Regions from separate parts of the Homo sapiens genome. Here region 1 is linked to region 2. Evidence: chromatin loops called from intact Hi-C (ENCODE). Cell type or tissue: A673. All regions are shown on one strand. Links, peaks and the distances in the headings refer to the core of each region. The heading gives the core; the rest is flanking DNA. Region 1 overlaps PLXNB2 (plexin B2). Region 2 overlaps LMF2 (lipase maturation factor 2).

Evidence for each region. Hi-C counts contacts between places; a loop is a spot of excess contacts. Peaks named below come from ENCODE experiments on the same cell type or tissue, not always from the same donor. Only the 100,000 strongest peaks of a DNase experiment are listed, where the experiment ranks them.
Region 1: a loop joins it to region 2, with 2.4 times the contacts of the local background. A loop is called at or near these places in 10 of 110 quality-filtered maps.

What each region holds. Positions count from the first base shown.
Region 1 is chr22:50,270,942-50,280,059 of GRCh38, reverse strand. PLXNB2 (plexin B2) reads left to right here. Exons shown (of 37, transcript NM_012401.4): 26 at 1-55; 27 at 284-430; 28 at 1,049-1,205; 29 at 1,364-1,464; 30 at 1,541-1,625; 31 at 1,789-1,943; 32 at 2,047-2,207; 33 at 2,322-2,469; 34 at 3,154-3,218; 35 at 3,356-3,431; 36 at 4,097-4,171; 37 at 4,252-5,081. The coding sequence ends at 4,356. Among named protein-coding and RNA genes, the nearest start is that of MAPK11, 5.1 kb to the right of the region's middle. RefSeq lists silencers at 3,686-3,755, 7,991-8,340 and enhancers at 7,303-7,843, 7,844-8,383. In A673, for the core only: CTCF peaks have their summits at 3,722 and 5,527; DNase peaks (open chromatin) are centred at 3,689 and 5,519; H3K27ac peaks cover 304 bases.
Region 2 is chr22:50,493,980-50,504,671 of GRCh38, reverse strand. LMF2 (lipase maturation factor 2) reads left to right here. Exons shown (of 14, transcript NM_033200.3): 11 at 1-113; 12 at 221-332; 13 at 768-864; 14 at 973-1,723. The coding sequence ends at 1,281. Among named protein-coding and RNA genes, the nearest start is that of LMF2, 8.4 kb to the left of the region's middle. In A673, for the core only: CTCF peaks have their summits at 6,082 and 6,294 (motif pointing right); a DNase peak (open chromatin) is centred at 6,291; H3K4me3 peaks cover 546 bases; H3K27ac peaks cover 569 bases.

The sequences.
Region 1 (9,118 bases), core at 1-8,000, 220 kb after region 2:
GGTGGAGAGGATGCTGTCCAACTGGATGTCCATCTGCCTGTACCAGTACCTCAAGGTGGGTTCCACCCCAGCCTGGCTGGGGCTTGAGGGATGAGGCAGACTGCTGCCATCCCCTCCTGCGTTCCCCTATCTGTACGGCACCTTGAGGTGGGCCCTGCCTGGACAGGTTTGCTTCCTGCCCCTGACATGGTCAGCCCCGTCCATGCCTCTGGCCAGGGCTCCGGGGGCCCCTTCCAGGCCCCAAGTCCCCTGACCTCCCAGCCTCCCCTCCGTGTTACTCCAGGACAGTGCCGGGGAGCCCCTGTACAAGCTCTTCAAGGCCATCAAACATCAGGTGGAAAAGGGCCCGGTGGATGCGGTACAGAAGAAGGCCAAGTACACTCTCAACGACACGGGGCTGCTGGGGGATGATGTGGAGTACGCACCCCTGGTGAGCTTCTGGGGTGGGGGCCGCCATGGGCGCCTCGGATCTGGGCTAAGGAGCTTGGGCATCCCCTGGCCACAGATGGGACCCACAGGCCAGAGGCCGTCCACCTCCTCTGTGGATTCGAGTTACAGCCTGCTCTAACTCGGCCTCAGGGAGGGGCCTGGGTGCTGGTGGCTGTGGGCTCTGGAGGCTCTAAGTGTGCGGGCCCCGCATCAGCTCTTCCCGGGCGCCCCCACCTCCTGGAGGCCATACAAGGGCCTGGCACACCAGGTGTGTCCAGGGTTCTGTGCATACATGACCAGTGGGTGTGGCAGGAGCCTGTGCATGTGTGAGACGTGTGTATTCTGTGTCTGTACATGTGCTTCCATGAGCTTGCGTGACAGCCTGAGTGAGCGGTTCTGAGCCGTCCCCGTCTTTCTGTCCTGCTGAGCCGGAGCAGGCAGGGGAAGGGCAGAGTGTGGTCATCTGGGAAGCCTCGGGGGCTCGGAGCCGGGCTGGCGGGGGCCTGCTGCCCAAGGGTGCCGCTGTGGTGGGCAAAGCTGGCGGGGCAGGGAGTGGCTCCTGCATGGTGCAGGTAAGAGCAGGGCCTCCCACTGGGCTTCATCCCGGATGTCTCGGCAGACGGTGAGCGTGATCGTGCAGGACGAGGGAGTGGACGCCATCCCGGTGAAGGTCCTCAACTGTGACACCATCTCCCAGGTCAAGGAGAAGATCATTGACCAGGTGTACCGTGGGCAGCCCTGCTCCTGCTGGCCCAGGCCAGACAGCGTGGTCCTGGGTGAGTGCCGGCCCCTGCCCGTCTGCACACAGGCGCCCATGTGCCTGGCCTGTGTCCTGGGGCGGTATCCTGCCTGGCCAGCTTTCTCATATGGGAGTGGTGGGCAGTGGGAGGAACCTGGGTGGCTGGGGCCCAAGCTGGGCTGTCTCTTCCCACAGAGTGGCGTCCGGGCTCCACAGCGCAGATCCTGTCGGACCTGGACCTGACGTCACAGCGGGAGGGCCGGTGGAAGCGCGTCAACACCCTTATGCACTACAATGTGAGCGTGTAGGCCGGGGCGGGCGAGAACTGGGCACCCTGGGGGCACAGCCCACCCTCACCGCCGTGTTCCCCAGGTCCGGGATGGAGCCACCCTCATCCTGTCCAAGGTGGGGGTCTCCCAGCAGCCGGAGGACAGCCAGCAGGACCTGCCTGGGGAGCGTGAGTCCCTCCCTGTTGCCCGTTTCCTTCCAGCCCCTGGTGGTCAGCGTGGACCATGTCTGCCCTGGACACATGCACCCCTGCCCACCCTGCCACCACTGCTCCCTGTGGGACCCAGGCCCCCAGACCTGGGTAGGGGTCCCTCAGTGCCCGCTCCCCACAGGCCATGCCCTCCTGGAGGAGGAGAACCGGGTGTGGCACCTGGTGCGGCCGACCGACGAGGTGGACGAGGGCAAGTCCAAGAGAGGCAGCGTGAAAGAGAAGGAGCGGACGAAGGCCATCACCGAGATCTACCTGACGCGGCTGCTCTCAGTCAAGGTGGGCCCCCATGGGTGTGTGGGCGGCACCAGGCCGCCACGCTGAGACCCTCCCCCCCAGGAGCCGCGCCCACGGCGTCACGCTGAGACCCTCCCCCCCACAGGGCACACTGCAGCAGTTTGTGGACAACTTCTTCCAGAGCGTGCTGGCGCCTGGGCACGCGGTGCCACCTGCAGTCAAGTACTTCTTCGACTTCCTGGACGAGCAGGCAGAGAAGCACAACATCCAGGATGAAGACACCATCCACATCTGGAAGACGAACAGGTGAGGCTCCACACCCACCCCGCGGCCCAGCCCCGGCTCCGCCTCTCACTTGGGAGGCTCCACACCCACCCCGCGGCCCAGCCCCGGCTCTCATTCCCTGCTGCTCTGCCTCAGCTTACCGCTCCGGTTCTGGGTGAACATCCTCAAGAACCCCCACTTCATCTTTGACGTGCATGTCCACGAGGTGGTGGACGCCTCGCTGTCAGTCATCGCGCAGACCTTCATGGATGCCTGCACGCGCACGGAGCATAAGCTGAGCCGCGTGAGTGGGGTGGGGGCAGGTCTGGGGCAGGGAGGCCTGGGTCTGTCCCCAGGAGGCATCTTGTGAGTTGGGACCTTGTCTGGGGTGTGGATTTGAATATCTTGGGCTGGAGCCCTTGATGTAGGAGGTGACGGGTGGCGGAGGCTGGGGGCACAGGGGCCCGGCAGAGCCTGGGAGATCCCGAGAGCCCTTGCCCTCTCTCCTCCTGAGACCTCTCACCACAGCACACGAGCAGAGAAACTGAGTTTTACTACAGATCACAAAATAAGTAGTTTTCTTTTTTTTTTTTTGAGATGGAGTCTCTCTCTGTCGCCCAGGCTGGAGTGCAGTGGCGCGATCTCTGCTCACTGCAACCTCCGCCTTCTAGGTTCAAGCGATTTTCCCGCCGCTGCCTCCTGAGTAGCTGGGACTACAGGCATGTGCCACAACGCACGGCTAGTATTTTTAGTAGAGACGGGGTTTCACCATGTTGGGCAGGCTGGTCTCGAACCCCTGACCTCAGGTGATCTGCCTGCCTCAGCCTCCCAAAGTGCTAGGATTACAGGCCTGAGCCACTGCGCCCGGCCCATAGTTTTCTTGATGAAAGTGTCAGGAGTTCGGGGCAGGGGAAGCTACCCAGGGGTACTCTGAGCAGCCCCAGCCTGGCCCCCTTGGCCAGGCATCACTGGGTTTTGTCCCCAACAGGATTCTCCCAGCAACAAGCTGCTGTACGCCAAGGAGATCTCCACCTACAAGAAGATGGTGGAGGAGTAAGTCTGCCTGCCCTCCAGGCCAGGCCCCCATGCCCACCCTCGACCCCCTGCGGGGAGGTTCAGGCCTTGGTTTCCCCCACCACCCCCTTTGTGGTCCCTGCCGCCCACACTGTATGATGCTCCCACCCCTGCAGTTACTACAAGGGGATCCGGCAGATGGTGCAGGTCAGCGACCAGGACATGAACACACACCTGGCAGAGATTTCCCGGGTAAGGAGACCACCAGGGACGCACCCACAGCCCTCCCCGCTCCCACTACCCCATGCTGAGCCTGGCCCTGAGCTGCAGGGCAGGGGTAATGTGGTGCTGAGGGGGAGAGAGGGTGGGGCGGGACCTCGAGGTGGGCTCGGCCATGTGAAGTGAGCCACAGCTGCGTGTGGGGAGTATGAGCTGCTCCTGCTTGGAGCCAGGCCCTGCCCACAGCGCCCCCTCCCTGCGGCTGCACCCACGGCCGTGCCCACAGCGCCCCCTCCCTGCGGCTGCACCCTCGGCCGTGCCCACAGCGCCCCCTCCCTGCGGCTCCATCCACGGCCGTGTCCACAGCGCCCCCTCCCTGCGGCTGCACCCACGGCCGTGCCCACAGCGCCCCCTCCCTGCGGCTCCACCCACAGCCCTGCTCACAGCACCCGTCCCTGTGGGTCCATCCACAGCCGTGCGTCACACAGGGAGACACTGAGATGGTTGGATGTGCACAACTCTGCCTGCGTGGGTGTCTGTCTGAGGCTGTGCCACATGGGGGGCCCCAAGTGCCAGCTGTGCCCAAGGCCCCAGCTGCTTCCCCGGGGAGGCCTCGTCCTGGGCGTCCCGTACTACTCCTGCCAGCCCTGGGGCTCCCACAGCCCCTTTTCCACCCTGACTGTCCCGTCACCCCCCAGGCGCACACGGACTCCTTGAACACCCTCGTGGCACTCCACCAGCTCTACCAATACACGCAGAAGTACTATGACGAGGTAGGGTCAGGCCCCCGGGGGCGGGGGCAGGTGGGGTGCTGGGCGGTCCCCCGGTGTGCTCTGATGCGACCCTCCCTCAGATCATCAATGCCTTGGAGGAGGATCCTGCCGCCCAGAAGATGCAGCTGGCCTTCCGCCTGCAGCAGATTGCCGCTGCACTGGAGAACAAGGTCACTGACCTCTGACCTACAATCTCCAGTGCTGCCTTGGGACATAGGTACCTGAGGTACCTGAGAGCCCCTCAGGGGAGGAGGCCGAGTGGCTGTGGCTGAGGCCCCCACCCTCCCCTGGAACGCGCCCCAAGCCGGAGTGGGTGCAGCCGGAACCCGCCCAGCGTCTAGACTGTAGCATCTTCCTCTGAGCAATACCGCCGGGCACCGCACCAGCACCAGCCCCAGCCCCAGCTCCCTCCGGCCGCAGAACCAGCATCGGGTGTTCACTGTCGAGTCTCCAGTGATTTGAAAATGTGCCTTACGCTGCCACGCTGGGGGCAGCTGGCCTCCGCCTCCGCCCACGCACCAGCAGCCGCCTCCATGCCCTAGGTTGGGCCCCTGGGGGATCTGAGGGCCTGTGGCCCCCAGGGCAAGTTCCCAGATCCTATGTCTGTCTGTCCACCACGAGATGGGAGGAGGAGAAAAAGCGGTACGATGCCTTCCTGACCTCACCGGCCTCCCCAAGGGTGCCGGCACTCTGGGTGGACTCACGGCTGCTGGGCCCCACGTCAAAGGTCAAGTGAGACGTAGGTCAAGTCCTACGTCGGGGCCCAGACATCCTGGGGTCCTGGTCTGTCAGACAGGCTGCCCTAGAGCCCCACCCAGTCCGGGGGGACTGGGAGCAGTTCCAAGACCACCCCACCCCTTTTTGTAAATCTTGTTCATTGTAAATCAAATACAGCGTCTTTTTCACTCTGCGGGTTGGCTGAGTGTTCCTCCTGGGGCTGCAGTGCCCCTGTCCACCACCCCTTCCCTGGGCTCTGTGGGTCCTGCTGGGAGGGGAGCTGTGGGGAGGTGGAGGGGGCTGGGAGGGGTGCTGGGGGAGGTGGAAGGGGCTGGGAGGGGTACTGGGGGAGGTGGAGGGGGCTGGGAGGGGTGCTGGGGGGAGGTGGAGGGGGCTGGGAGGGGTGCTGGGGGGAAGTGGAGGGGGCTGGGAGGGGTGCTGGGGGAGGTGGAAGGGGCTGGGAGGGGTACTGGGGGAGGTGGAGGGGGCTGGGAGGGGTGCTGGGGGGAGGTGGAGGGGGCTGGGAGAGGTGCTGAGGGGAGGTGGGGGGGGTGGGAGGTGGGACTGCTTCTGGTGCCATCTGGTGGCTTCTTTCGTGCAACACATTCTTACCAAATGCCCGCTGCACACCACGCATGCACTGTCCTGAGCGCTAGGAACAGCAGCAACCAGGACGGGCAGGGCTCAGAGCCTCCCCTGTGTGCCAAGAATACAGACAGCCCAGGCAGAGGGCATTCGGTGCTCCAGACACAAAGTGAAGGCCCAGCTTCAAATGTGGCTGGATCCAGGCACACATCCTGAGGTTCTGCTGGTCTGGACTGCTAACCCACTCACGAGGATCCATTCTCAGGCAGCCCCAGCCTGTCTCCCCACCTGGGCACGTCATGGCTGGGGTCTCTTGATGGGCAAGGCCTCCATTGATCGAGTCCCCTTTGGACTGGGGCAGCTCTGTAGGGACCAGCCCCACAGGGTCAGTGGGTCTCTCCGTGTGCGGCGACGAGAGAGTGTAGAAATAAAGACAGAAGACAAAGAGATAAGAGAAAAGGCAGCTGGGCCCAGGAGACCACTACTACCAATGCATGGAGACCGGTAGTGGCCCCGAATGTCGGGCTGCGCTGTTATTTATTGGATACAAGGCAGAAGGGGCAGGGTAAAGAATGTGAGTCATCTCCAATGATAGGTAAGGTCACGTGGGTCATGTGTCCACTGGACAGGAGTCCCTTCCCTGCCTGGCAGCCGAGGCAGAGAGAGAGAGGAGACAGAGAGAAAGACAGCTTACGCCATTATTTCTGCATATCAGGGACTATTAGTATTGTCACTAATTTACTACTGCTATCTAGAAGGCAGAGCCAGGTGTACAGGATGGAACATGAAAGTGGACTAGGAGTGTGACCGCTGAAGCACAGCATCACAGGGAGACGTTTAGGCCTCTGGATAACTGCGGGCAAGCCTGACTGATGTCAGGCCCTCCACAAGAGGTGGAGGAGCAGAGTCTTCTCTAAACTCCCCTGGGGAAAGGGAGACCCCCCCCCCTCTTTCCCGGTCTGCTAAGTAGTGGGTGTTGTTCCTTGACACCTTTTGCTACGGCTGGACCACGGCCCGCCTGGTAACGGGCGTCTTCCCAGACGCTGGCGTCACCGCTAGACCAAGGAACCCTCTGGTGGCCCTGTCCGGGCATAACAGAAGGCTCCCACTCTTGTCTTCTGGTCACACCTCACTATGTCCCCTCAGCTCCTATCTCTGTATGGCCTGGTTTTTCCTAGGCTATGATTATTGAGCAAGGATTATTATAATATTGGAATAAAAAGTAATTGCTACAAACTAATGATTAATGATATTCATATATAATCATATCTAAGATCTATATCTGGTATAACTATTCTTGTTTTATATTTTATTATACTGCAACAGCTCGTGTCCTCTCTCTTGCCTCGGTGCCTGGGTGGCTTGCCGCCCACACAGCTCCATTCAAGCCACGATGAAAAACGGGTGGCCATCTCTCCCCCACAAGAGAAAGGGGTACAAGGCCAACTGACATCCCCTGCTCCAAGGATCCCTGAAATGACATTGGGTTCCCCCCTTACCCAGAGACATGGCTGGTCAGGAGATCAGAGCAAGGGGGTGGACCGAAGGCTTAAGTGCTGAGCGGGAGGTCTCAAGTAGGGAGCTGGGAACCTGGAGGCCTGGCTTCCGTACTAGACCCCTGCAGTCCACCTCTTCCCTGTCCCACTGGGCAGTCAGGAAAGAAGGGAAGGGTCAGTGAGACCCCACACACATGAAACTTGGGGCTGGGGAGAGGCTGCAGGCCCAGCAGTCCAGCATCTGGGTGGGGGCAGGCACCGGGTAGAAGCTGGGCATAGCTGCTGGGGTGCATGCGGTGGGCTGGAGTGGTCAGCTGGCGACAGACGAGGGGTGGCCTGTCCTTCCTGGTGCTTTCCAAGTCCCATTTTCCTCCCAGAGTGGTGGGAGGAGAGGTGGCGGGTAGCTTAACAGCCCAAGGCTACATCCTGCTTGCTTCTTACAGGCAGGACAAGTCCCCTGCTAAATCAGCTCCGCGACCACCATCGCCTGGTCTCCCGGTGAGCAAGGCCAGATTTGCCTTTTAGGAAGTTCACTGACTGCAGGAAGAGGCCAGCTGGGAGGGACCAGCAGGACCAGAGAGGAGCTGTCACAGTGACAGCTCCAGTGAGGAGGGGTGGCCAGGACCAGCGGGGGTGGGGTGGGGGCATGAGCACGGAGAAGGGGTGGCCTGCTGTATTCAGGGGCCACAGCGAATCAGCTGGGTAGGAGAGGCGCCTCTGGCCCAGGGCTTCTCACTCCTGCCCTGCCACCGGCCCTTCCTGGCTCCCCTGCCGCTTCCCCTCTGGGCCTGGGACTGTCCTCCACCGGCGGCTCCCTCCAGGGGGGCTTCCCTTGCCCCCGCCGAGCTCTGAAGGTGCCTCTCCTGGAAGATGGCCTCCAGGCCCTGACGCCACCCGAAACTCCTCAGTGATCACTCCCTTGCAGTGCCACGACCCCACACTGTCCCCAGTAGGCACATGGGCGGGACCTCTAATGCCTGGGCAGGCAGGGGGTTCCCGGGGCAGGTCAGCTCAGTGATGAGAGGGGCCCGTTTCCACCGCCCCCCGCCCCCACCCCCACCCCACACGCCCGCCTGACCTGCTGAGCGGCCGGGGCCTGCAGCGAGGCCGCGAGGATTGCGGGCGGACGCCTGGGGGAAGCCTGACACCTCCCCACCTCCATGTCCCCCACCCTAGGGGCGAGAACGGAGCCGCCCAGTCCACGGGGAGGCGCAGGGGCGGGGCCGGTCGCCATGGGAACCCGACTCCCGCCCCGCCCGGCCGCGGCGCAGACAAAGGCCGCTCCCCTCCCCCGGCGGCCGCGGCCGCGGTTCCCACAGCTCCGGGGCTGCGCTCCGGCCTCCTCCTCCTTTAGCTGAAGCTCCATTAACTCTGCACAAAACCTCGGCCCGCCTCGGCCGGGCCCAGTGAAAGGCGCTCCCGGGCGGGGGCCCTCGGGGAGGCTGCCCGTGTCCTCGCCCCAACCCAGCCCGAGCGAGGAGAGGGGCCATCCCCGGGCCCGCGCCAGGCCCCCAGCCGGATGCCGGCTTCCAATGGGGAAACTGAGGCACGGGGCTTGGTCATGCAAAAGGGGCCGGAGCGGCTGGGACTGAGACCCGTTCCTTCGCCGCGGTCCGCATGGGTCCGGTGGCCAGCACCGTGCTGGCTGTTTTAATTTGGTTGCCGATATATAAAAATCAGATTTGACATTAAAACTCGGATTTTAGTGTTTTAAAAAAGGAGTGTTTTGGGCCACTGGGATCCTGATTTCTCACTTCGCTGGAGGGGGTCGCCCAGCCGCGAAGCCTCCCACCACGGCTCTACCAGGGCGGAGGTCGGTGGCCGGTGTTCCAGGGAGCAATGCTCCGCCGAGCCCCGGTCGCTTTCAAGTGGGAATAAAAGTAGCTGTGCGGCCCCGAGCGCGGCAGAGACGCCGAGTGGGGCGCTGCCCCCGTCACCGCCAAGGCAGCCCCCCGCGCCTGCCCGCCCGCGGGGCTGACTTCAAGGACCCTGCACCCAAAGGCGGCTCCTCGGACCTGGGATAGTCAGGGTGGGCTTCCTAGAAGAGGTGGCCGCTAAGGAGGAGGAAAGGTTCTGGGCAGCAAAAAGGATCCGTTTGGGGCCGCTGCTTGTGGGTAGGAAGGCCCCGGGGTGACGCCGCTGTCCCTGG
Region 2 (10,692 bases), core at 1,593-9,592:
GCCCCACCAGCCACGCCTGGACTGGCAGATGTGGTTTGCAGCCCTGGGCCCACACACGCACAGCCCGTGGTTCACAAGCCTGGTCTTGCGCCTGCTGCAGGGCAAGGAGCCAGGTGCGGAGCGGGCTTGGGGGGTGTGGAGTGGGCTGGGGTGGAGCGGGGTGGGGAGGGGAGGGGCAGGGCGGGTACTGTGGGGGCCACGCTGATGCCTCTCGCTGCAGTGATCCGCCTTGTCCAGAGCCAAGTGGCCAGGTATCCCTTCCACAAGCAGCCGCCCACCTACGTCCGAGCCCAGCGCTACAAGTACTGGTTCTCCCAGCCTGGGGAGCAGGGGTAAGGCTGGGCACCGGGTGGGGTGTGGAGCCCGGGGTGCAGGGGTAAGGCCGGGCACCGGGGGGTGTGGAGCCCGGGGTGCAGGGGTAAGGCCGGGCACCGGGGGGGGGTGTGGAGCCCGGGGTGCAGGGGTAAGGCCGGGCACTGGGGGGGGTGTGGAGCCCGGGGTGCAGGGGTAAGGCCGGGCACCGGGGTGGGGTGTGGAGCCTGGGGTGCAGGGGTAAGGCCGGGCACTGGGGGGGGTGTGGAGCCCGGGGTGCAGGGGTAAGGCCGGGCACCGGGTGGGGTGTGGAGCCCGGGGTGCAGGGGTAAGGCCGGGCACCAGGGGGGGATGTGGAGCGTGAGGAGCTGAGGAGCAGGGGTAAGGCTGGGCACTGGCGATGGGGTATGGAGCCCGGGGTGCCTCCAGCTTCTGAACATCGGGTCCTGCTGCAGCCAGTGGTGGCGGCGCCAGTGGGTGGAGGAGTTCTTCCCATCCGTGTCCCTGGGGGACCCCACGCTGGAGACGCTGCTCAGGCAGTTTGGACTACAGGTAAGGGGGTGTCAGCCAGGCTGGGGGAGGTGGCAGGGGTGACCCCAGCCTCCCGGGGTAAACCCAGTAAGCACTTCCCCAACCTCCCTCCCTCCCTCCCTCCCACAGGAGAAAAGCCCACCTCGCACCCGCAGCGCCAACAGCACCCTGGCCCAGGCCCTCCACTGGACTCGCTCTCAGCTGTCTCCCCTGGAGGCCCCCGCCCTGCTCTGGGGGCTCCTCATGGCCGTGGGGGCTGTCAGATTTGTGCAAGCCCTGCTAGCACCCTGTTCTCTCCGGTCCTCCCCGCTGGCACCAGTCAGCGGGGAGAAGCGCAGGCCAGCCTCCCAGAAAGACTCCGGAGCTGCCTCCGAACAGGCCACCGCAGCCCCCAACCCCTGCTCCAGTAGTTCGAGGACCACCCGGCGAAAGAAGTAGCTGTGTTCTCCCAGCTGCACGTCCTGAGAGGGCCAGGTCGCCGGGAGTGCTCTGGCCTCCGGCAGGACAGGACCCAGCCACTGTGCCTTAGCTGACCCTGCAGGGCCAGGCACAGGTTGGGGGGCTGCCCCTGGGGTTTGCAGGGTGCTGCATTGAGGGCTCCAGGCCCCACCCCCACGCCAGCCATGCCCCTCCCCAGGACTCCCACTATTGCCTCTGTGATTGGCCCAGGAGGAAAACACGACCAAGCTCAAGACCCTTCCCCTGCCCTGGGCTGTGGGGGTCTGAGTCTAGAGCCCCCAACCCTAGGCCCCGTGCCAGAGGGGAAGAGGCTGACTCCCAGGGGAAGAGGGGAAGCACTGTCATCTTCCACGTCATCTTCACACCAGCCCATCCTGCCCTTTAGATCTGGGCACCAATAAAGGCGTCTTTTGTGCTTGGCTGTGTGCCTGGTGCTGCTTTCCCAGGAGGCATGAGGATGGGATTGTCTCCCCTGCCCCAGGCAGTGGGCCGCCCAGAGCACAGTCAGGCTCCGCCACGGCGTGGCTCCCTGGGCACCCTCCTGCCCCGTCCTCAGCATTCTCTCTGAAGAGGCCTGGCTTGGTGTTGCCCACTGCCTGATCACAGAGGAGCCTCAGGCCTGGCACAGCCCGGTGGACCTGTCAGCTCCACACTCCAAGGTCGGTGGTGGAGCCGGTCCCTCACTTCCCTCCTGCTCCCACTTCTTGGCCTCAGGAAAGGACGGAAGGGCCAGAGTGGGCAAGGGGAGAAGGAGAGATGAGGTGGGCAGGTTAGAAGAGGCTCCTCTGCAGAGTGAGGCCAGGGGGAGGGTAGCTGGAGGCCCTGGGTTGGGACGGAGGAGGGAAGGTGCATCTGATGCCCCTGGCCTCCATCCTGGGAAGAGAACAGCAGCAGAGACAGCAGTCAGGGCACCGTCCAGGTTTCCATTTGGGGTCAGGTTATCAATCAGAGGTCACTGCCCACCCTGGAAACTCACAGCACAGCTTCCTCTGCCTCTGGCCCGTCCTCTTGGTACAGCCCCTGCCTCCTGGTCTCCTGCCAGACCCCTGGGCAGCTCCCAATGTACCCAGCTCCCTCATGTCACTGACCTCCATCTGGCCCACCCAGGCAGAGCCCTGTGCTCAAACACAGCCTGTGGCGTGAACTCTCAGATGTCTTCAAGGGGCTCCTATACATGGAATAAACAATCGAGAAGTCAGCCTTGGCTTAATAATAGGCTGGGCGCTGTGGCTCATGGCTGTAATCCCAGCACTTTGAGTGGCCGAGGTGGGTGGATCACCTGAGGTCAGGAGTTCGAGACCAGCCTGGCCAACATGGTGAAACCCAATCTCTACTAAAAATACAAAAATTAGCTGGGCATGGTGTCGGGTGCCTGTAATGCCAGCTACTCCACAGGCTGAGGCAGGAAAATCGCTTGAACCTGGGAGGCAGAGGTTGCAGGGAGCCGAGATCATGCCACTGCACTTCAGCCTAGACAACAGAGTGAGACTCCATCTCAAAAAAAAAAAGTAATATGTTTAAAACTAAAAAACCTGTTCCTAGGCTTCTTGGCTTTCTAGACAGGGTCTCACTCTGTTGCCCAGGCTGGAGCACAGTGGTGCAGTTGTGGCTCACTGCAGTCTCAGACTCCTGAGCTCAAATGATTCTCCTGCCTCAGGCTGCCATCACCACCCACACTCCCCTTGTTGCCCAGGCTGATGTTCCTGAGTTTTTTTTTTTTTGAGACGGAGTCTCGCTCTGTCACCCAGTCTGAAGTGCAGTGGCAGGATCTCGGCTCACTGCAAGCTCCACTTCCCGGGTTCGCGCCATTCTCCTGCCTCAGCCTCTCTGAGTAGCTGGGACTACAGGCGCCCGCCACCACACCTGGCTAATTTTTTGTATTTTTTTTTTAGTAGAGACGGGGTTTCACCATGTTAGCCAGGATGGTCTCGATCTCCTGACCTCGTGATCCGCCTGCCTCGGCCTCCCAAAGTGCTGGGATTACAGGTGTGAGCCACCGCGCCCGGCCTGATGTTCCTAAGCTTTCAAGCTCACTTGATGAATGCGTTCTGTGTTTTGTTTTGTGTAGCAGCTCTCTTGGTAAGCCACGTGCTACACAATTCACCCGTTCAAGTGCGCAATTCAGTGGCTTTCAGTTTATTCACAGAGTTGCACGTCTATCACCAGAGTCCATTTATTTACTTATTTAGAGATGGAGTCTCACTCTGTCACCCAGGCTGGAGTGCAGTGGCACAATCTCGGCTCACTGCAACCTCCACCTCCTGGGTTCAAGCGATTCTCCTGCCTCAACCTTGCAAGTAGCTGGGATTACAGGCGTGCACCACCACACCGGGCTAATTTTTGTAGTTTATTAGTAGAGATGGGTTTTCACTATGTTGGCCAGGCTGGTCTCGAACTCCTGACCTCAGGAGATCTGCCCACTTCGGCCTCCCAAAGTGCTGGGATTATAGGCATGAGCCACGGCGCCTGGCCCGGAGGCCATTTTAGAACCTTTCATCTCCAGAAGAAACCCCAAACCCTTTAGCCTTTGCCCTCTGACCCCTCCCTGCCAAGCCCTAAGCAACTATTCATCTACCTTCTGTCTCTGTGGATTTACCTACTCTGGATATTTCCTGTAAATTGGATCAGTAACATGGGACCTTTGTGTCTGGCTTCTTTCACTCAGCACGGTGTTTTCAAGGCCACACCCACGTCATAGCACGTATGAGCGCTGTGTTCCTTTAGGGCTGAGTCAGTCCAGTGTACGGAGGGGCCACGTTTTCCCTGTCCTTATTCATTCGTATATCGATAGACGCTTGCGTGGCTTCCGCCTTTCCTATGTGAATAGTGCTGCTGTGAACATTGGATATGCAAGCTTTTGTGTGGGATTACAGGTGCACGCTACCACACCCAGCTAATTTTTGTATTTTTAGTAGAAACGGGGTTCGCCATGTTGGCCAGGCTGGTCTTGAACTCCTGACCTCAAGTGATCCACCGCCCCCCCCCCCCCCACCATCCTGCCAAAGTGCTGGGATTACAGGTGTGAGCCACCACGCCCAGCCTATATAGAACTGATTTGATGAGAAGCTGAGTCTCTAACAGATGCAGTGACTAAGACACCATTTGGTCAAAGAACCATATAGGCTGTGCACCGGGAGGAAACACACACAGGCTGTTTCCTAGTAAAATGCAAAAAAAAAAAAAAAGGAATAAAACCACTTGCATTTGTCAAAAATAAATTTTTAAGCCGGGCATGGTGGCTCACACCTGTAATCCCAGCACTTTGGGAGGCCGAGGCGGGTGTATCTCCCAAAGTCAGGAGTTCAAGACCAGCCTGGCCAACATGGCGAGACCGTGTTTCTACTAAAAATACAAAAATTAGCCGGGCGTGGTGGCAGGCGCCTGTAATCCCAGCTACTCAGGAGGCTGAGGTAGGAGAATTGCTTGAACCCAGGAGGCAGAGGTTGTGGTGAGCCAAGATCGTGCCATTGCACTCCAGCCTGGGCAACAGGAGTGAAACTCCGTCTAAAAAAGAAAAAAAAAATTTGCATGGAGACATTTGTGGCTGCTGTGTATATTACACTCATTAGCTGGAAACTGTTTATGAGGTGATAGCTAAGTAAGGGATCCATTAGGGGAATGAGCTACTGCCTTTGTGTATAACAACTGTCGAGAAGAAATAGTTAAGTGATACAATCATAATTTTATAAAAAGAGAATCTGGGCCAGGCGCGGTGGCTCACGCCTGTAATCCCGCCACTTTGGGAGGCCGAGGCGGGCAAATCACCTGAGGTCAGGAGTTCAACACCAGCCTGGCCAACGTGGCAAGACACTGTCTCTACTAAAAGTACAAAAAAATTAGCCGGGTATGGTAGTGTGTGCCTGTAATCCTAGCTACTCGGGAGGCTAAGGCAGGAAAATCGCTTGAACCTGGGAGGCGAAGGTTGCAATGAGCCAAGATCGTGCCACACCACTCCAGCCTGGGCAACAGAGCAAGACTCCGTCTCAAGAAAAAATAAAAATAGGCCGGGTGCGGTGGCTCATACCTGTAATCCCAGCACTTTGGGAGGCCGAGGCGGGTGGATCACGAGGTCAGGAGATCGAGACCATCCTGGCTGACATGGTGAAACCCCATCTCTACTAAAAAAAATAGAAAAAATTAGCCAGGCGTGGTGGCAGGCACCTGTAGTCCCAGCTACTTGGAAGGCTGAGGCAGGAGAATGGCGTGAACCCAGGAGGTGGAGCTTGCAGTGAGCCGAGACGCCACTGCACTCCAGCCTGGGCGACAAAGCGAGACTCCGTCTCAAAAAAAAAAAAAAAAAAACAACAAACGGAGAAGTAGGTCCAGAATTTGTCAATAGTCAGTGACTTTGGAGATGGGATTTTTTTTAGTTATTTTGTGCTGATTCATATATGCACATTCCTACTTTATTATTACCCATTACATAACACATATGCTTGAATATTCAAGGAAACACACCTCTATAAGCAATATTCAAGAGTAACTACTGGGCTTGAGAATAAGTGTGTCAGAACAAATGAGATCCTATGAGAGAGAAGGCAGGAGCCAGGGAGGACGATCCCAGGGCTCGGCAGGGAGGCGGAGCCGTCAGAGGAGGGCGGCCAACCAAGGAACCACCCCCCGGAGGTTTGCAGAGGTCAGGGTCCCCGCAGGTGATTGGACTGTTGTGGAGTGTCCAGAAGACAGCGAAAGTCTCTGAGTTCACCAGATAACCCAGACCAACTGGAAACCCAGTGGTGGTTCTACAGAAAAAACTAGCACAGGATTGGCTGTGTGAGGGTGGGGTTGGCGTCTGTCTTCGCTGCAGCTCTGTCTGCAGAGCCAGCACCGTAACAGCTCACACTAGCTGCTCAGTATGTGTCTGAAAGTGAATTAATATCTAGGAAGGGATGAAGGCAGGTACTGCTCTCTGCAGAGACTTCCCGCCTGAAATGCCATAGCCCCAGACATTGGAGCTGTCCAAAACCTTGGCTTGTGGAGAATTTCCAGAAGGGGGCACTGTGGACACGGTTCAGCATCTGCCTCCCAAGGCTGGGGCTCCATGTCAAAAGAAGGTGAGACGACCAGGCACAGCGGTCACTCCTGTAATCCTAGCACTTTGGGAAGCCACAAAAGGATCACTTGAGGCCAGGGGTTCAAGACCACCTGGGCAACATAGCAAGAGCTTCTCTCTACAAAAAAAAAAATTTAAAATGTAGCCAGATGTGGTGGCCTGAACGTGTAGTCCCAGCTACTCAGGAGGCTGAGGCAGGAGGATCACTTGAGCCAGGAGTTCGAGGCTGCAGTGAGCTCTAATTGCACCCCTGCACTCCCAGCATGGCAACAGAGCAAGACCTGGTTTCTTAAAAGAAACAAAAAAAGAGATGAGATTGGGGTGTCCTGCTTCCATGCACGTGGAGGGGAGAACTGGGAACTGTGGACTGTAGGGGATCGAAGACCTTTGGATGGGAAGAGCAGCTCTCCAGAGCTGCACAAGAACCACGGGCAGAGGCCCTGGCTGGTGAGATGATTCTAGCTGTGTGGCTCGCCGAGCAGGAAAAGCAGGAACAGAGACCAGAAATGAGGCTGGGCGCAGTGGCTCATGCCTGTAATCCCAGCACTTTGGAAGGCTGAGGCGGGTGGATCACATGAAGTCAGGAGTTTGAGACCAGCCTGGCCAACGTGGTGAAACCCTGTCTCTACTAAAAATACAACAATTAGCCAGGCATGGTGGCACATGTCTGTAATCCCAGCTACTCAGGAGGCTGAGGCAGGAGAATCGCTTGAACCTGAGAGGCGCAGGTTGCAATGAGCCGAGATCGCACCACTGCACTCCAGCCTGGGTGACAGAGCGAGACGCTGTCTCAAAAAAAAATAATAAAAATAAGTAAATAAATGAAAGTTTAAAATGGCAAGAGTGGCCCAATCTAGAGAAAATGTAATTTGGGAGGGAATAGCTCTCCCTTTACTGTAGCCTTATTATTATGGTATCGACAAAGCAATGTCATATTCTAACTCTGCAGAGATAAAATTTTAAGGGGCAAAAGTCCAAGGCGGAAGTCAAAAGTTTTGCAAGGAAATCGATGAGGTTGGTGATCTGAGCTGGGCGAGGTTGGACAGGTGGGTGCCACGGTCCAGGTGTCTGACTGTCTCTGTCTGGCAAGTAAGCAGAGATCTAGAGCTGTCCTGTGAATTAAGTGGGAGATTGGACAGGGGTGCACACTTGTGTATTGAGGAGAAGGTCGTGGACAAGCTGGGGCAGAGAGCTGGCAGAGAGAATACCCAGGAAGATTTTTTTTTTTTTTTTTTTTGAGACGGAGTCTTGTTCTGTCGCCCAGGCTGGAGTGCAGTGGTGCAGTCTTGGCTCACTGCAACCTCTGTCTCCTGAGTTCAACCTATTCTCCTGCCTCAGCCTCTGGAGTAGCTTGGATTACAGGCCGTGCCACCATGCCCAGCTAATTTATTTATTTATTTTTTTAATAAAGACGGGGTTTCACCATATTGGCCAGGCTGTTCTCTAACTCCTGACCTCATATGATCCCCTCACCTCGGCCTCCCACAGTGCTGGGATTACAGGCGTGAGCCACTGCACCTGGCCAGGAAGTTTTTGTTTTTTGTGTTTTTTTGAGACAGAGTCTCGCTCTGTCCTCTAGGCTGGAGTGCAGTGGTGCAATCTCGGCTCACTGCAACCTCCGCCTCCCGGGTTCAAGCAATTCTCCTGCCTCAACCTCCTGAGTAGCTGGGACCACAGGCGCACACCACCACGCCCGGCTAATTTTTGTATTTTGTTTGTTTGTTTTGGGGACGGAGTTTCGCTCTTGTTGCCCAGGCTGGAGTACAGTTGTGCAATCTCGGCTCACTGCAACCTCCACCTCCCGGGTTCAAGCAATTCTCCTGCCTCAGCCTCCTAAGTAGCTGGGACCACAGGCGCACACCACCATGCCCAGCTAATTTTTGTATTTTGTTTGTTTGTTTTTGGGATGGAGTTTCGCCTTGTTGCCCAGGCTGGAGTGCAATGGCGCGACCTTGGCTCACCGCAACCTCCACCTCCCAGATTCAAGTGATTCTTCTGCCTCAGCCTCCCGAGTAGCTGGGATTACAGGCATGTGCCACCACGCCTGGCTAATTTTGTATTTTTAGTAGAGACAGGGTTTCTTCATGTTGGTCAGGCTGGTTTCGAATTCCTGACCTCAGGTGATCCACCCGCCTCAGCCTCCCAAAGTGGTAGGATTACAGACACGAGCCACCGTGCCCGGTCAATTTTTGTATTTTTAATAGAGGCGGGGTTTCCTCATGTTGGCCAAGATGGTCTCGATCTCTTGACCTCATGATCTGCCCACCTTGGCCCCCAAAGTGCTGGGATTATAGGCATGAGCCACCACGCCCGGCCGAAGATGCTTTTAGCAGGAGAAGGATCAAGCTTAGATGCAGGCTTGGGAAAATAGGTAACTTGACCAAAGGGAGCAACATGAGATTCCACACCTGAATTTTGTATACAGTTTATTCAGCGGATTGGGACAGGAGCAAAAATAGATTTTCTAGGAACTACGGACTCCTGTGATTGGAGGGGTAGACAAAGTACAGCAGCATCAGACAAGCCCTTGCTGAGGTGCTGGGCGAGAAATCTCAGAGGTCAGGTAGAAGGCCCCTGTATGAAGAGGGAAGGTTTGGGAGGGCAACCTGACTTGTCTTCAGAAAAAGCTGGAACTAGTTGGCTTAGTGGTCAAGAGAGACTGGGTTGAAAATGAGGAATCAGCCGGGCGCGGTGGCTCACGCCTGTCATCCCAGCACTTTGGGAGGCCGAGGCGGGCAGATCACGAGGTCAGGAGATCGAGACCATCCTGGCTAACAGGGTGAAAGCCCGTGTCTACTAAAAATACAAAAAATTAGCCAGGCGTGGTGGCGGGCGCCTGTAGTCCCAGCTGCTGGGGAGGGTGAGGCAGGAGATTCACTTGAACGCAGGAGGCAGAGGTTGCAGTGAGCTGAGATCACGCCATTGCACTCCAGCCTGGGCAACAAGAGCGAAACTCCGTCTCGAAAAAAAAAAAGAAAAAGAAAAGAAAAAAGAAAGAAAAAGAAAAATTAGAAAAATAAACTTTTCTTTCTTTCTTTCTTTTTTTTTGCGATGGAATCTCGCTCTGTTGCCAGACTGGAGTACAGTGGTGTGATCTCGGCTCACTGCAACCTCCACTTCCCTTGTTTAAGCAATTCTCTTGCCTCAGCCTCCCTAGTATCTGGGACTACAAACACGCGCCACCACGCCCAGCTAATTTTTGTATTTTTAGTAGAGATGGCGTTTCACCATGTTGGCCAGGATGGTCTTGATCTCTTGGCCTCGTGATCCACCAGCCTCGGCCTCCCAAAGTGCTGGAATTACAGGCCTGAGCCACTGCGCCTGGCCAACTTATCTATTTTCTTTTGTTGTCTGTGCTTTTGGTGTCATATCCAAGGAATTATTGCCTAATGCAATGTCAAGGAGCTTGTCTTCTGTTTTCTTCTGAAGGTTAAAGTTTTAGTTTTTTTTTTTTTTGAGACAGAGTCTCACTCTGTCGCCCAGGCTGGAATGTGGTGGCACAATCTCAGCTCACTGCAACCTCCGTCTACCAGATTCAAGCGATTCTCCTGCCTCAGCCTCCTGAGTAGCTGGGATTACAGGCAAGTGCCACCATGCTCGGCTAATTTTTGTATTTTTAGTAGAGACAGGGTTTCACCATGTTGGCCAGGCTGGTCTCAAACTCCTGACCTCAAGATCCACCTGCTTCAGCCTCCCAAAGTGCTGGCATTACAGGCGTGAGCCACCGCTCCTGGCCATTTTAGCTCTTAAGTTTAGGTCAGCCGGGCGCTGTGGCTCACGTCTATTATTCCAGCACTTTGGGAGGCCAAGGTGGGAGGATCACTTGAGCCCAGGAGTTCGACACCAGCCTGGGCAACATGGAGAAACCCTGTCTCTACAAAAAATAAAAATTAGCCAACTGTGGTGGTGTGCACCTGTAGTCCCCCTACTACTCTGGAGGCCAAGATGGGAGGATCGCTTGAGCCCAGGAGGTCGAGGCTGCAGTCAGCTGTGGCACACTTCTTCACTTCAGCCTGGGTGACAGAACAGGACCCTGTCTCAAAGCAAAAAAAGTTTAGGTCATTGATCCATTTTGATTTAATTTTTGTATGTGGTATGTGGTGTAAGGTAAGTGTCCAACTTCATTTTTCTTTTTTTTTTTTTTTGAGACAGAGTCTTACTCTTTCGCCCAGGCTGGAGTGCGGTGGCGAGATCTTGGATCACTGCAACCTCCGCCTCCCGGGTTCAAGCGATTCTCCTGCTTCAGCCTCCAGAGTAGCTGGGATTACAGGTGCCTGCCACCATGCACAGCTAATTTTTGTATTTTCAGTAAAGACAGGGTTTCACCATGTTAGCCA